2 separate regions of the Homo sapiens genome follow, and region 1 is linked to region 2. Evidence: chromatin loops called from intact Hi-C (ENCODE). Cell type or tissue: heart left ventricle. All regions are shown on one strand.

Region 1 (8,000 bases), 180 kb before region 2:
GCGGGGGGGAGGGGCACAAGTAAGTTCTGGTCAGCAGGTCACCTCCCGGCCTTCCTTGCTCGTGAAGTCTGTTGGCCCTCCAGGGGCTGCTGGCCATGTTGGGACAGGCTCAACTCCCTGTTCTTACTGAAGGAAAAACAAGCACATCCATTTTGATCTGCTTCGCACACTGGCTTCCACTCAAATGCAGAAAGGGCTGAGGGGGGCCACAGTCCCACTAAGCTCCAGCCCCAGAGCGTACAGACCCTGGAGTTGAGCTGGGAGGGCCAGGCCAGGCCCTGGAGGGCAGGTGAGGGGGTGCAGGTGCTCCTTCTGTCTCTGAAGCTCCTGCTTGTGGTGGGGCTGGGGAGGCCGGCCAGCCTACTCTGCTGCTTCTGTCTCCCTCAGGCACAGCCTGCATCAGGCCAGGCACCCCAGCAGCGTGGACTGGGGTGACACCCACCTGCTGCCTAGCGACCCGGCTCCCTGACCAGCACCTGCCCTTCCTCGAGGCCCACCAAGGCCCCCAAATGGGCCATGGGCCACCTAGACCAGTGCCGGCCATGGCCTCTGCTTGACCATGACACCTCGTAAGAATTGGTCTTTAGAAGTTAGATTTGCCCTAGATGTCCATCAACCTCACAATGACAAAATGAAGTGTGGCTTCATGGAGAATGCTTAGTAGTGAAAAGGAAGGAGTTCAGAACACTGAGCAGGTAAAACAAATTCCAGAGCCAAAAGAGTCCAAAGTACCTGCACACACAAAAACTGGCCTTGTTCTCAGGTGTAGGGGCAGAGGTGCATCCAGTTACAGGTATTAAATGGTGTGGGTGGACCCACGCTCCCCTCCCTGGGCAGGACAGTAGTGGCCAGAGAGCTTTCCATTTCTGTGGCACATGCTGGACTTTTGAAAAGAAGAGATCGCCAGTTTAATGAAGCTGACTTTAGTAATGCATTTTCCCTGCTTTACTGACTGTGGCATCTGCTCATCTTTGTCCGGTCTCTTGGTCAACAATTCCCCACTGTCCAGGATCACCAGAGAATGCTCCTCCCAAGGACTTGACCAAGCTCAGACCCTTTAGCTGGGCAGTCCTAGGAATGAGTCCCGAGGCAAGGATGGGCCCAGTGAAGCCCTGTTTCTATCAGTGAGGAGTTGGGAAATGTCCAAGAAGGGGGCCACAAGTCACTCATTCGAAGTGCCATCGAAGAATATTCAGCAACACAGAAAAATAAGTGAAACAATATCTAGGAATGTGTGCATATATGTACACACCCATGTATACATGTGTGAACGTAGATAGTCATGGCCCAAAAATGGCTGGGATGCTGGTGGTAACTACCTCTGGATGGTTAAATTTGGGATTGTTTAAATTTTTTCTTTATACTTCCCTGGAGTTTCCAAACTTATAACAAACAAGCATTGCTTTTATAATAATAATTTTTTATAAAAGTGTTACTTTGAAGGAAACATTCTGTAAACTCAAGGAAATTCAGAAGGTGCTCCAAAACTGTTTTGCCTGGCGGCCCATCTGGCCCTGGCCTGGTGGACAAGCCCTTGTGAACAGGTTTGGTTTTTGTGCAGAATTTAAAAAAAAACAAAACTTAACACTCTATAATTTGTTTTTTCCCACTCAAAATGTTTTGGACTCTGGCCACAGATAATTCCATGTATCTATCTACAAATATAAGTACATATTACATAGATGTACAAACATATGTCTCTATGTACATCTAGGTGCCCATCAACTGGGGAATAGATATTCCCTTTCCCAGCTGATGGGCATCCAGGTAAAATCTCATTTTAAGAAACAGATTTTTTTGAGCTGTTATGATCAAGTAACACTTTTCTTTGAACAGACAGTGAAGTGAGTTCTATAAAAGCCCGGTCTCCTCCCTCATGTGACCTGCACCAAGAACCACCCAGGGGACTGGAGTCACTGAGTCACAGGAGCCTCTGGAAGGTTCTCATGACCAAGCCCTTGAGACTAAGAATCTGGGTGGCCTAAGCTGGATTGGATTAATCACCCAACGCCCCATCATGGGACCACTGACTGCAAAACCCTCAAAGCTCTACACTCTTGGGGTGTGAGCAGAAACAGACACGTGCTTACCACTGCTAACAGGCATCAGTAAATACTATTTAAATACATGCTTGATCATCATAAGACATTAAAGATGTTAAAGAAGTACTTACGTTCCATGTATTCGTTTTTAAACTATCCATCTCTTTCTGAATGCATGAGAGAGAGGGAAAGTGAGAGTTACCATCAGTGTGCAGGGCCACCCCATCAGCACCGCACCCTCAGCGGGACAGGGCAGCAGGTGCAAACCCACGTATGTCCCACGGAGGACTGCTGGGGAGCTCCTGGAATCCTAGGCCCCCAGTGGGGAGCTGTCTTCCATCTCCCAGCAGGGCCTCCTGAAAACACCACTGTTTTCTTGCTTGGGCCAGTGCTCCAAGCTCCCTAACCATCCAACCCTGTTACCTCAAGAGAGCGGCCAGGCTGGGGTGCTACTCCCAGATCACCCCCTTGGCCTCTGTGGGGTGGGGACAAGAGGCTGGTCTGATGCTGTGGGGCTCAGCAGCCACCAACCTGGATGTGCCTTGGCTCTTCCCAGTGGCGAGCCAGGTGACACTGGTCGCGCCCTCAAAGAAGGGAAGTTGTTGTGGCTTACAAGGATCTAGGGTAGAGGTCCTGAGGACAGATATTTCCCCCTGGCCCTTCCTGTCACTGCAACTAGCTTAAGTTGAAGGCAAATTAACTGCTGTGGCAGATGCCGTAGGTAATGATCTTTCTCCTACAGCTAGGACTGTCGTGAGAAGACTGATCACCTTGGTATAAGCAAGGGCCAGGTTTATTCACCAGGGCTGGGTTTATTACATCAACTCAGGAGTCTGGGGAGGCTGTTGGCAGCCTGGGCTCCAGCACTCAGCCTGTCACTGGGGCACCTCCCACCTGCTCACTCCCACCCCAAGCCTCTAACGGAGCCAGCTGGTGCCAGGACCACCATGGCTTCAGAGCTTCGTGGATGTGATTACAAAATATGGAGCTGATTCTACTCTGCGACAAACCAGGTGCCCTCTGGGCAGTGGCCTCGCCCTGAGGAAGGCCTGGAGGGGTGGTGAGACATCCACCCAGTGACTGAGTTGCTCGGGCCCATCCTGGAAAGTGCCCCCACTGCCATCTCCTGCAGCACTCCTCTGTGTCCTCCCGGCATCCCCATGCATGTGGCCCACTCTGACCTCAGGGCTGGCTGCCTCGGGGCCAGCCCATCTCCCAAACTCACATCCAGGTGGCCTTCCTGCAACTAATGGGGCAGCGGGCACATCCCCAGAGGGGCCATTCTCTGCACACAGTGCTGGCCGCTGGCCATCATGTCTTCCATGATGGGACTCCTGGCTTGTCCCTGCCTGTACCCGCTGCCCGGGCCTCACCCGGACACCTGCTCCCAGCCTCTTTTCCCGAGGATCCCACTGCTTCCCTGGCCCATCTCTGTGCTCTCTCCTTGGGGCACGGTCTTTTCTAATCCTGGCCATGGCCCCTCCTCCCTCCCAGACTCTGGGGACCCTTCTGGGGACAAGGACAGTGCAGCTGGGGGTATGCCCTGAGGCCTTGTTGGTCATCCTTTCTGTCCTCTGTTGAAGTCACAGAGTAGCCAGGGGCCCCAAGAGGAGGGAGGAGAGAGTGAGACCCCTGCCACATAGGTAGCAATTCTGACAGCTCCCTTCTCTGAGTCCTCATCTCCCTGACAGTCACCAGGCCGACGCAGCCTAACGTTTCACTCTGGTATGCTCTAGACCACTCAGGGCACTGGACCAGCCCCAGCGCTTCTGGAATGCACCTGTTCATGCCTGCCACTTACTGGCCAAGCCGCCTTATCAATGTGGGCAGGAATCCTGAACCTCTTCTCTGCAAAGGGACCTGAGAAAGTACCACTGAGGCATCTGTAGGCATCGCCTGGCTCCATGGGGGGCCTGTGGGAAGGCACCACTGAGGCACCGAGGGCATTTCCAGACCCCAGGTAACCAGACAGCTGTGTTGTAAAGGCACGTGGAATTATCCCAGATAACAGAAGAGACATGGATAGTTTCTGGTGAAGCTGCCTCATCTAACATGCGAAGGACCTCAGAGCACAGGGAGTTGATAGCACCACCTTGTCCTGTCCAGCAAGGGTGGCCCAACACACAAGGTCAACTAATTCCCACGACGGCCGTGGCCTTTCAAGAGTCTGAAACAAAGGGAAATGTCACAGAGCAGCTGGAACACACACATGCGTGCCAACAGGCCACTGTGGCTGCTAGGAACGGGGGCCCTCTCCAGAGCCCTGGGCCCCTCAAAGAGGACCAAGGGCGCCTTCTGCTGCTGCCCTCTGATCCCAGTGGTTCCAAGGGCTCTGATTTCTAACACTGTAGTTAAAACATAAAAGGCCATCCCAAATCCAAATATCTAAATGCTGCCTAAAGTATGGGGGAACCATTATTAGCTTTGAAAATGACACGGGTCTAAACTTGACATGGAAGATAGTCCTGGCAGAGGTGAAGGCAGGGCCCTGACAGGGTAAAGACTGCACTTTGGTTAAAAAATTATATCGATCTGTTTCTGTGTGTGCACACTAATGTACAAGTGCATGATTTGTATCTGCATGTAGACACAACCCATCGCCATTCATCGCTATTGATCCTTACGTTTGTATGCCAGATGCGCTATGTGCTGGCACACGGGTGGTGGGGTTATTTTTTCACCCATCTGTATTCTGAGTGATCCATGAGGAACTTGGGTTCATCAGTTCAGACGAGCAGAGCTCGGCTGCATGCTAACTTTACTTCACCAGCTCCAGACGGCTTTCCTCCCCTTGTCAATACACATGCTGCTCCACTTGCCACGGGGCTGCATCCCAATAAACCCACTGTGAGTTGAAACGATCCTAAGTCAACAATGTGTGTGTGTGTGTGTATGGTTGTGTATGTGTGGATGTGATTGGTGTGGTGTGGGTAGCGTGCATGTGTCTATGTGGTGTGTATGTGCTTTGGTGTGTGCAGTATGTGTGGTGGTGTGTGTGTAACAGTGGTATGATTGGTGTGTGTGTGATGTGTGTTGTATGCTGTGCTGTGTGTGGTGCATGTGTGAGTGGTTGTGTTTGGTATGGTGTGTATGGGGGTGGTTTTAGGTGTGTGTACAGTGTGTGTGTGTGGTGTGTGTTGGTATGTGTGCACATGTGCAGTGAGTATGCATGGTCTGTGTGTATGGTGTTTGATGTGTGTGTGGTGTGTGTGATTTGGTGTATGTGATGTTTTGTGCTGTGCATTTATTGTGTGCATGCACATGGTGTGTGTGTTGTGTGGTGGACATGATTGTGTTTGTGATGTGTGTGCGTGTTATGTCGTGTGTGTGTGTTGTGGTACATGTGTCGTGTGGTGTATATTGTGGTGTATCTGTACGTATGTGGTGTATCTGATATATGCGTGGCGTGTGGTGTGTGTGGTGTGTTTGTGGTGTGTGGCTGGTGTGTGGTGTGTGGTATGTAGGTGTGTGTCTGGTTTGTGTGTGTGGTGTGTATGAAGGAGGTATGGTGTGTGTGTGATGCTGGCATGTGGTGTGTGTGGCATGTGGTGTGAGGGGGTGTGGTGCTGGTGTGTGGTATGTCTGCTGTGTGGTCTGTGTAGTGTGTGTGGTATGTGTGTCTGGGATGTGTGTGGGGGGGTACAGTGCATGGCATGTGTGCGGTATACGTCATGCTCATGTGTGGTGTGTGTGTCTGGTGTGTGGTATGTGGCTAGCATAGTCTATGTAGTTTGTGGGGTGTGGTGTGTGTGTGGGGTGTGGTTGTGAGGGGTGTGATGTGTGTGTGGGGTGGGGTGTATGTGTGGGGTGTGGCATGTGTGTGGGTGTGGTGTGTGTCTGGGGTGCGGTGTGTCGGGCGTGTGTGTGTGGGATGTGGCGTGTGGGGTGTGTGTCTGGGATGTGTGGCATGTGACTGGGATGGTGTGTGTTGGGGGGGTGTTGTGTGTCTGGGGTATGGTGTGTATCTGGGGTAGGGTGTGTATCTGGGGTGAGCTGTGTCAGGGGTATGTCGGGGTGTGGGGTGTGTGGTATCTGGGGTGGGGTGTGGTGTGTGTCAGGGGTATGTGTATGTCTGGGGTGTGGGGTGTGTGTTATGTCTGGGGTGTATAAGGTGTGTGTGGGGGGGTGTGGTGTGTATGTCTGGGGTGTGGGGTGTGTGTTATGTCTGGGGTGTATAAGGTGTGTGTGGGGGGGGTGTGGTGTGTATCTGGGGTGTGGTGTGTGGGGTGTGGTGTGTGTCTGGGGTAGGGTGCGTATGTGGGGTGGGCTGTGGCATGTGTGTGGGGTGTGGTGTGTGACGGTGTGTGTGTCTGGGGTGTGGTGTGTGTGGGGTTGGTGTGTGTCTGGAGTGTGGTGTGTGTTGGGGTGTGTGTGTCTGGGGTGTGGCATGTGTGTCTGGGGTGTGGTGTGTGTCTGGGGTGTGGTGTGTGTCTGGGGTGTGTGTGTGGGGTGTGGTGTGTGTCTGGGGTGTGTGTGTGGGGTGTGATGTGTGTGGGATGTGTCTGGGGTGTAGTGTGTGTGTGTCTGGGGTGTGGTGTGTGTGTGGGGGTGTGTTTGGGGTGTGGTGTGTGGGGGGGGGTGTGTGTCTGGGGTGTGGTGTGTGTCTGGGGTGTGGTGTGTGTCGGGTGTGTGTGTGGGGTGTGATGTGTGTGGGATGTGTCTGGGGTGTGGTGTGTGTCTGGGGTGTGTGTGTGGGGTGTGATGTGTGTGGGATGTGTCTGGGGTGTGGTGTGTGTCTGGGGTGTGGTGTGTGTCGGGTGTGGTGTGTGTGTGGGGGGTGTGGTGTGTGTCGGGGTGTGTTTGGGGTGTGTGTGTGGGGGGTGTGTGTGTCTGGGGTGTGGTGTGTGTTGGGGGTGTGGTGTCTGAGGTGTGTGTGGGGGGGTGTGATGTGTGTGGTGTCTGGGGTGTGGTATGTGTGTGGTGTGTGGGGTGTGGTGTGTGTGGGGTGTGGTGTGTGTGGGGTGTGGTGTGTGTGGGGTGTGGTGTGTGTCTGGGGTGTGGTGTGTGTCTGGGGTGTGGTGTGTGTCTGGGGTGTGGTGTGTGTTGGGGTGTGTGTGTCGGGTGTGGTGTGTTGGGGGCGTGGTGTGTGTCGGGTGTGTGTGTGGGGGGTGTGATGGGTGTGGTGTGTGGGGTGTGTGTGTTGGGGGGCGTGGTGTGTGTCGGGTGTGTGTGTGGGGGGTGTGATGGGTGTGGTGTGTGTGGGGGGTGTGGTGTGTGTCTGGGGGGTGTGGTGTGTGTCTGGGGTGTGGTGTGTCTGGGCTGTGGTGGGTGTGTGGGGTGTGGTGTGTGTCGGGGGTGTGTATGGGGTGTGGTGTGGGTCGGGGGTGTGGTGTCTGAGGTGTGTGTGGGGGGGTGTGGTGTGGTGTGTGTCTGGGATGTGGTGTCTGGGGTGTGGTGTGTCGGGGGTGTGTGTGTGTCTGGGGTGTGGTGTGTGTGTCCCTGCCCGTCCTTCACGGCTGGTACCAGGGTGACTGACTATAGTAAATGTGCATTGCTAGCCGCATGACAAAGCTTAGACAGCAGTCCATCCCAGGGCCAACGCGGTGCAGGATGGCTGTGCAACAGCTCTGAACACTCTCAAGGCCGCTGTCCCTCCTGTGCGGCCACAGTGCACACTGAGGCAGTCGGCCACTCCCAGCTGCTCCAGGCCCTGCCGATGCACTCAGTCCCCCAGGACTCAGGATCATAGGGCTAGCGGCTCCCAGGGCACGGGCCCCAAGGCAGTGCAGTCCTGACCTGCCCACCCCTCTTGTCACTGAGCCCAGGGTACCATGCTTGGGGTGACACCATGTGCTGTCTCACCTGGGCACTGCAAAGGCATAGTTCCCACTATGACACCCCTAGGGTGTCCCAGGGCCTTCTCAGGACCGTCCCATCCTGCCCCAGGGACAAGGCTGGCCTGTGCCAGGGCCATCAGTGGATCTTTCCGTATCATCTTCCACTGATAATTCCACTTCC
Region 2 (8,000 bases):
TGTCTGGAATAGAAATTAGTCAAACACAGGAGGAGACAAGGTAACATTAATAAGAACAAGCAGAAACAACCCAATATAGAAATAGACCTACAGGGGATACAAACATTAGAATTAGAATATGCATCCTTACCTTCAACCAAAGGCTTTGCATGCCTGTACATGGCATCCTGGAAAGACAGTCCACATAAAGTGATGGTGTGCCACATCACATAAAGTATAAGATGTGAATATAGTATCATTCCATCTACCTTAACCCTGCTGTCTCTTGTGCTATTGCAATCACTTATTTTGCTGTTGCAAACTTCTGTAGAGCGTTTATTTTATTTTTCTTTTTTCATTTTCCTCTTCTGCTTCTTATTTATTTATTTTTTAAGAGACAGGGTCTTGCGTTGTTGCCCAGGCTGGAGTGCAGTGGTGCAATCACAGTTCACTGCAGGCTCAAACTTCTGGCCTTAAGCAGTCCTCTTGCCTTAGCCTCCCGAGTAGCTGGCACCACAGGCACACTCCACTGCTCCTGGCTATTTTATTTTATTTTTGAAGAGATGGGGTCTTGTCCTTTTGTCCAAAGTGGTCTCGGATTCCTGGCCTCAAGTGATCTTCCTGCCTCAGTCCCCCAAAGTCCCGGGATTACAGGTGTGAGTCACTGTGCTCGTTCCTCTCCTTTCTTTCTGTCTTTTTAAACCTGTCTTTTCTTTCTTTCTCTTTCTTTCTTTCTTTCTTTCTTTCTTTCTTTCTTTCTTTCTTTCTTTCTTTCTTTCTTTCTTTCTTTCCTTCTTTCCTTCTTTCTTTCTTTCTTTCTTTTTTTTCTATCTCTTTCTTTCTTTCTTTCTTTTTCTTGCCTTCTTTACTCCTCCTCTCTTCCGAATATGTCAGTCTACTCTTCTTTATTTCCTAGAAAACATAGTCAGTCATGTCACCACAGCCATTGCCGTCTCAAGATTTTATTGGCCAGACAAGTTCCCAAGCGTTTCCATGAAATATCAGCTTTCAGATTATTTATCCCCAGAGAGATGGTTGCTTACTTATTTTAACTCTTCTTCAGTATATTTTCTGTCTGATTTTCTAAATCATGTTTTGATATTCCTAAATATGATTTTGCCATCCGTATTCATGGAGCACCTCCTTCTTGGGTATCACTTCAGTTAAAATCAATGGGGAGTTTCCCTTCCCATGTTTGTATCCTTGTTAAAAAGTATATTTTAAATAGATCATAATCACTTTATAATTTATAATTACAATCATCTTATAATTTGCACATGCCTTCCTTTGCTTTGACTTGACAAGTACATTACGAATAATATTATGAATAATGAAGCCATGAACATTCATGTACAAATATTTGTGTGGATGAATGTTTTTATTTTTTTGGGATAGATTCCCAGGAGTGAAATTTCTGGCTCATACAGTAAGTTTATATTTAACTTTTCAGAGAAACTACCAAACTGTTTTCCAAAGTGACTGCACCAATTTGCATTCTCATCAGCAATGTGCGATGTTTCTAGTTGCCCCATATCCTCACCAACACTTGTTATTGTATATCTTTTTAAAAAAGTTACATATGTTTCTTTTTTATATTTTAAATTGTTACAGATGCCAGTCTTTTTCAGGGTTACACTTTAAAAGGAACTATGATGTCAGTTTCTTCTATAGCAAGGGAAATCTAAACAATGATTTCCCTATGTAATGCATTTTTTTTTTTTTTGAGATGGAGTTTTGTTCTTGTTGCTCAGGCTGGAGTGCAATGGCACAATCTCGGCTCACTGCAACCTCTGCCTCCCAGGTTCAAGTGATTCTCTTGCCTCAGTCTCCTGAGTAGCTGGGATTACAGGCACCTGCCACCATGCCCAACTAATTTTTTGTATTTTTAGTAGATACGGGATTTCACCATGTTGGTCAGGCTGGTCTCAAACTCTTGATCTCAGGTGATCCACTTGCCTTGGCCTCCTAAAGTGCTGGGATTACAGGAATGAACCACCGTGCCTGGCCCGTAATGCATTGTTATCTCAGGTTCTAGTAACTTTCATGAATGCTTATTTCCCTTAAAATATAAAGGAAAATTAAATATTTATTTTCCATCCTCTACCCAATGCTTGGAAAATAATTTGAACTCAGAGCCAAGTAAACGTTGGCTTTGTTCTTTGAGCCTTGTGGTTGTGTGTGCCACTGGGCTTTTGGAGATGATGAAAGTATCATGGAACCATCAGCCAAGTCCTTGCAATCCCTTGCTCTTGAAGCTCACCAAGTCATTTTGCACATAGGGGCTGAGCAAGGCTGTTCTCTGTGTTAATTTTTCAGGGGGTTCTTCACTGAGTAGTTTGCTCTGGGACCTTTATTCCCAGCTTTAGAGCTACTTTCAGGGACATCTGACTGCCCCAAACAGTAAACAACTGGACCAGTTCCTAGAAGGCTGGTCTCCATGCAGAGACGTGGGTGTCCACTGGTTCACCAACCTGGCTATTCCCAGCTCCCACGGGCTCTTCTGCTTCTGCTCAGCACCCTTTGGCCTGCTTGGTCATAGTGTCCTTGAAAACACTGAATTTTTCCACTGTGCAGAATGGAATTTTTCATTTTGTGTTGTTCCTCTTCACTGACTATTTTGCCACCTGACTGGAAGAATTAGACATGAAGGAAAAGAACTCCCCTCGTCAGATGACTTTCCCTGTCACTGTGTCTTGCTGAGCTGTATCTCCAGGACACATGGGTGTCTCATCGCGGTCTGCACGGCGCAGGGTGGAGCAGTCATGAATAGGCATGTTTGACTTTATGAGCTGATGCTTATTTCAGCAAAGTCGTTGCAGAGACCAGGCAGACAGACATAAATGAGGCAAGAGGCTTTTAAATGCAGGTGCTGAATCTGAGTTGCTGCATGAGCACCTTTCCCGAGTGTAATAGGGTGGCCTGAAGAAACAGCACATTCTCCTCCATGAGCTCCTGCAGAGCCTTTTCTTTTTAAAAAAAAAATACAGCTCACAGGCCAGGTGCAGTGGCTCACGCCTATAATCCCTGCACCTTGGGAAGCTGAGGCGGGCGGATCACTTGAGGCCAGGAGTTTGAGACCAGCCTGGCCAAGATGGCAAAACCTTGTCTCTACTAAAAGCAGAAAAATTAGCTGGGTGTGGGGTGGTGCATGCCTGTAGTCCCAGCTACTCAGGAGGCTGAGGCAGGAGACTCACTTGAACCTAGGAGGTGGAGGCTGCGGTGAGCCGAGATCATGCCATTGCCCTCCAGCCTGGGTGACAGAGTGAAACCCTGTCTCCTCACAAAAAATAATGAATAAAAAAATACACAGCTCACATATCATTACCATCCATTTCAAAAAACCAATCCACTTAAACTGTCCAAGTGGATTTCTAAAATAATTAAATATTTATGTAGGTATTTTTACTTCTTTCTGTTGTGAAATATGCTACCTATTCAGAAAAGCTCAGAAAACATATGAGTTATGGCTTAGTTAATTGTTATAAACCAAACCTTCATATAAACACCACTCAGTTCAGGAAATTGCATGTGGCCAGCCTCGAGAGCTCTCCTGCTCTCTGGTGCCCCCTGCCTGTCGAGCTCCTCATCCCCCTCCAGCTGCTCAGCTGGGAACGGTCATCCCCTCCCACTTCCCTTATTACCCTACCCTCTCAGCACCATCTCTAAACACTACTATTTAGTTTTGCCCATTTTGCTGTCTTCATAGTCTCTTTCGATACATACAACTTTTCATTTCAATGTAGTATTTATGAGAAATATTTATTTCTCAGTATTTTCTTTGATGGTTAGAATTTTTTACATCCAGATTAAGAAGTCTTTGCCGAGTCTCAAAGACATTCTACATTACTTTCTAAAAGTAACCCAAAGCTCTAGGGTTTTGCCTTTTACAAATAGATTCTCAGTGTACCTGGAATTGTGGGAGGCAGTGGCCAAGGGTCATATCTGATCTCAGTGTTTCCACAGGACTCCTTGGAAAGACCCCACCACTTTGTGGGACCACCTTCCTCGGAAATCAACTATCATATTTTTGTGATATCATTCTGGGTGTTCTAGTCTGTTCCATTGGCTGATTTTCTTTTTTATCCTTGAGCCAATATCACATTGGATTAATTCTTGAGCGTATATCATAAATTGATGTCCACTAGAACAAGTCCTCCAACCTTGTTGAATGTCCTGGCTCTTCCATTTTCATGTATTTTAGAATCAGCTTGTCAAGTTTCACACACACACATGACACACACACACACATAATGGAAATTTAACTGGAATCACACCGAATTTATGAATGAACTTCTAGAGAATTGACATGTTTATAACATTGAAGTTTTTCATCCGTAGACATGGTATAGCTCTTCATTTATTTAGGTCTTTTGAAAATTTCTTAATGTTGTTTTATGTTTTGCTGTATAGACTCTTGCACATCTTTCATCAAGTTTATTCCCAAGCATTTGATATTTTTGGTATAATCATAAATGATATATTTTAAAATAATTCTCTCTTTGTTGCTAGTATGAAGATGTATAACTGATTTCTGAATTTTGATGTTTATCTGGGAAACTTGCTACACGTACTTTCAAATTCTAACAATTTTCCCATCGACCCTCTTGGATTTTCATCCTAGGCAATCGTACTACTCACGTTACTGATTGTTTCATTTCTTCTTTTCCAATCCTTGCACCCTTTATTCCTTTTCTTGCCATTCTCTGGCTATGGGCTTCTGCACAGTGCTGATCACCAGTGCCAAGAGTGGCATCCGTCTTCCTCCCAATCCCAGAAGAAAGGATTTCAACATTTTACCATTAAATACACATTTATGATTACCCTTTATCAGTTAAAGGAACTGTCCTACTTCCACTTTTCTACGATTTCTAAAAAAAAAAAAAAACATGATGCAAACTGAAGAGAATCACAAGGTTCATCAATTTGGAAAGGAGAGCTTTATTTCTCATAAAGGGTTGCAGCCCGTAGATCGGCCATCCTGCAGGCTGGGAAGCACAGCCTTCACACCGAGAGCAAGTGCTTGGAGGGAGGGAAGAGTAAGTCAGGAATTCATGCTGAACCGGCTGGCTAAGTATGCATATTCAGCACGCTATGGGAGGAGTCACGAATATTCATGAAAGGTAAAAATACACAGTTGAGCTTCACACCTCTTCACTGGTCACATATTTAAAATGGGCAGTGTTAGCACCATCCAAGGATGGAGTTTTAGGTTCTCTGATGTCTAAAGGTGAAATGGAGAACAAAAAAACTCTCACTGAGAGTTCTCCGTAAATTGACCCAAATTAGTCAAGAGATGGTGGTCAGTTTTCAGAAAGGGATGTTTGTCAGCTGTGTCGAACGCACAAAAGCAAGAGATCATTTGATTGAGGCCTGAGGTGATTGGCTAATGATTGTCTGTTTCTTGTTTTCCAGAGCTGGTTTCTGCTTATTCCTTAGGAAATAATTCTGGTTAAAGATTAATAAGGAAGGGGGCATACTCAGGTGGGTCTGACCTCTCATCCCGTCATGGCCGGAAACTCAGTTTTTTTTTTTTTTTTTGAGATGGAGTCTTGCTCTGTCGCCCAGGCTGGAGTGCAGTGGTGTGATCTCGGCTCACTGCAAGCTCTGTCTCCCGGGTTCATGCCATTCTCCTGCCTCAGCCTCCGGAGTAGCTGGGACTACAGGTCCCACCACCACGCCCAGCTGATTTTTTGTATTTTTAGTAGAGACAGAGTTTCACCATGTTAGCCAGGATGGTCTCAATCTCCTGACCTCGCGATCCACCGGCCTCGGCCTCCCAAAGTGCTGGGATTACAGGTGTGAGCCACCGCACCCGGCCCTCAGCTTTTACACACACACACACACACACACACACACACACACACACCCCATTCCCCCCACCCCCCACCCCACGCACACACAGGAAATTTGACTGGAATCACATTGAATTTACAGATCAACTTCTAGATAATTGACATCTTTATAACACTGAAGTTTTTAACCCTGGGGTCCCCTTGGCCAAGAAAGGGTCCATTCACTCAGTTGTGGGGCTTAGGATTTTATTTTTATTTCTCAATGAATAGCTGGAACTTTATCAAATACTTTTCTGCCTTTATTAAAATGATTTTATATAATTAAAAATTATTTATCTGTTTAATATGGCAATATACTTTGATTTTTCAATATTCAACCAACTTTGCATTCTTGGAATAAGTTCAATTTAGTTATGATCTGTTATCCCTGTTTTATAAATTGCTGGATTCAGGTTGCTAATATGTTATTGGGGATTTTATGCCTTTGTTTGTAAGAGAGATCAGCCTGCAATTTTCCTTTCTCTTCACATTCTTGTTGGGTTCAGGGATTACAATCATGCAGGCCATATGAATTGAGTGGGAACTGTTTCCTCTATTACCACTTTCTGGAAGAATTTATCTCTTAAGGAGTAATCTTTGTGGGAGGGTTTTGAATTATATATTTCATTTCTTTATCAGGTAAAGGGCTATTCATGTATTCTATTTGTGTGTGTGGGTCAGTTTTGGTAGATTTTGTTTCTCCTAGGACTGTGTCTTTTTTTTTTTTTTTTTGAGACAGAATCTTGCTCTGTCACCCAGGCTGGAGTGCAGTGGCGTGATCGCCACTCACTGCAACTTTTGCCTTTGGGGTTCAAGCAATTCTCTGCCTCAGCCTCCTGAGTAGCTGGGATTACAGGCACTTGCCACCATGCCCAGCTAATTTCTTTTTTTTGTATTTTTAGAAGAGATAGGGTTTCACCGTGTTGACCAGGCTGGTCTTGAACTCCTGACCTTGTGATCCACCCTCCTCAGCCTCCCAAAGTGCTGGGATTACAGGCATGAGCCACTGTGCCCAGCAGGATTGTGTCTTTTATCTCTGACTTCAAATTCAGGGGAATAAAGCTGTTTGAAAGATCTTTTTATCAACTTCTCACTGGTTGTGGGCCGGAGAACGCTCTGCCAGGCGGTCTTCTCCGTGGACAGTTCACTGCACAGCTTGTTCTGCAAGGCCACCTGGAGGAGCTTCCTGATGATGTGAGCCGGAGGGAGCCTTCTACATCCCGCTCCTAATCTCAGAGGGACAGCCCGTCCCCTCTGCATTGCTTTATCAGTTACAAGTGAGCCTCAGGTCCTGCTGACATGGAAGGGAAGGGAATGACACAAGGTGTGGGCCACTGGGGGTCACTGCCATGAGTCCAGGGAACAGTCAGGACCCTGCCACCTCAGGACTTTGTGTCACTGCAACGGGATGTATGTAACCTGTGCAATCTTTTAGGAAATGTATTCTGGAAATGTATTCCCCCCGGGTGCTCTTCGATGTGCACTAAAGCCATGGCCTTAGTGCAGATGTTCTCAGCTGGGGTGATCTGGAAAGGGGGCAGGTAGAGTGGGCAGGGGGTGGGATCAGGCCAGGGTCTGTCCCCTGCTGGCTGTGTGAGTTCCTCCCGTAGGGCAAAGGTGACGGGCTGTCCCTCTGAGATGAGGGTGCAGGCTGTAGAAGGATCTCTCTGTCTTGCACCAGAAGGGGCCCCAGCCCTGTCTCTTCTCTCTCCTAGGTTAATATGCTAATATGCCCAGGTGAGCTGGGAACCTGGATGACTATAGTCAAGGCCTGCTCCCAGATGAGGAGCGGAAATGTCCTTGTCAGCAGGCATTAACCTGCACGCAGATGCACAGTGATGTGTAGAGCTGTTTTCCTCATTCCCTATTCTGAGGGCTTTTGAAACGCGTAATTACAGTATTTAATAGTAACTCTTAACTCTTTTTCATCTTGAGGACGCCTTCAAACATTAACAAACTAAAGTGGTTTTCTTTGTTCATCTCTACAGGTGTGACAGGGCTGCAGCTGCCCCCAGGCCCGCCCCACCACCATCTCCTTCCCTCCCAGGGAGCCCAGGCAGCCTCCATCTCCTTCTTTGCACTGCCCTGTGCTGTCTTGCAGCCACCCTTTCAGCCCTGTGTCCTTCCTGCAGCCCCTACCCTGCTGTCCACTTCTCCGGAAGCCCTCTTCACCCTAGCCTTGGGACCTGC

Evidence for each region. Peaks named below come from ENCODE experiments on the same cell type or tissue, not always from the same donor. Only the 100,000 strongest peaks of a DNase experiment are listed, where the experiment ranks them.
Region 1: a loop joins it to region 2, with 2.7 times the contacts of the local background. A loop is called at or near these places in 25 of 110 quality-filtered maps.

Annotation. Positions count from the first base shown.
Region 1 is chr9:89,364,950-89,372,949 of GRCh38, forward strand. It overlaps a transcript of SECISBP2 not described here and a transcript of SEMA4D not described here. Among named protein-coding and RNA genes, the nearest start is that of SECISBP2, 50 kb to the left of the region's middle. In heart left ventricle, no CTCF peak of the experiment used is centred here; a DNase peak (open chromatin) is centred at 3,322.
Region 2 is chr9:89,545,681-89,553,680 of GRCh38, forward strand. It overlaps LOC124902207 (a long non-coding RNA gene), which reads left to right and starts at 7,686. Exons shown (of 2, transcript XR_007061655.1): 1 at 7,686-8,000. RefSeq lists enhancers at 4,243-4,412, 7,378-7,979. In heart left ventricle, a CTCF peak has its summit at 3,556; a DNase peak (open chromatin) is centred at 3,561.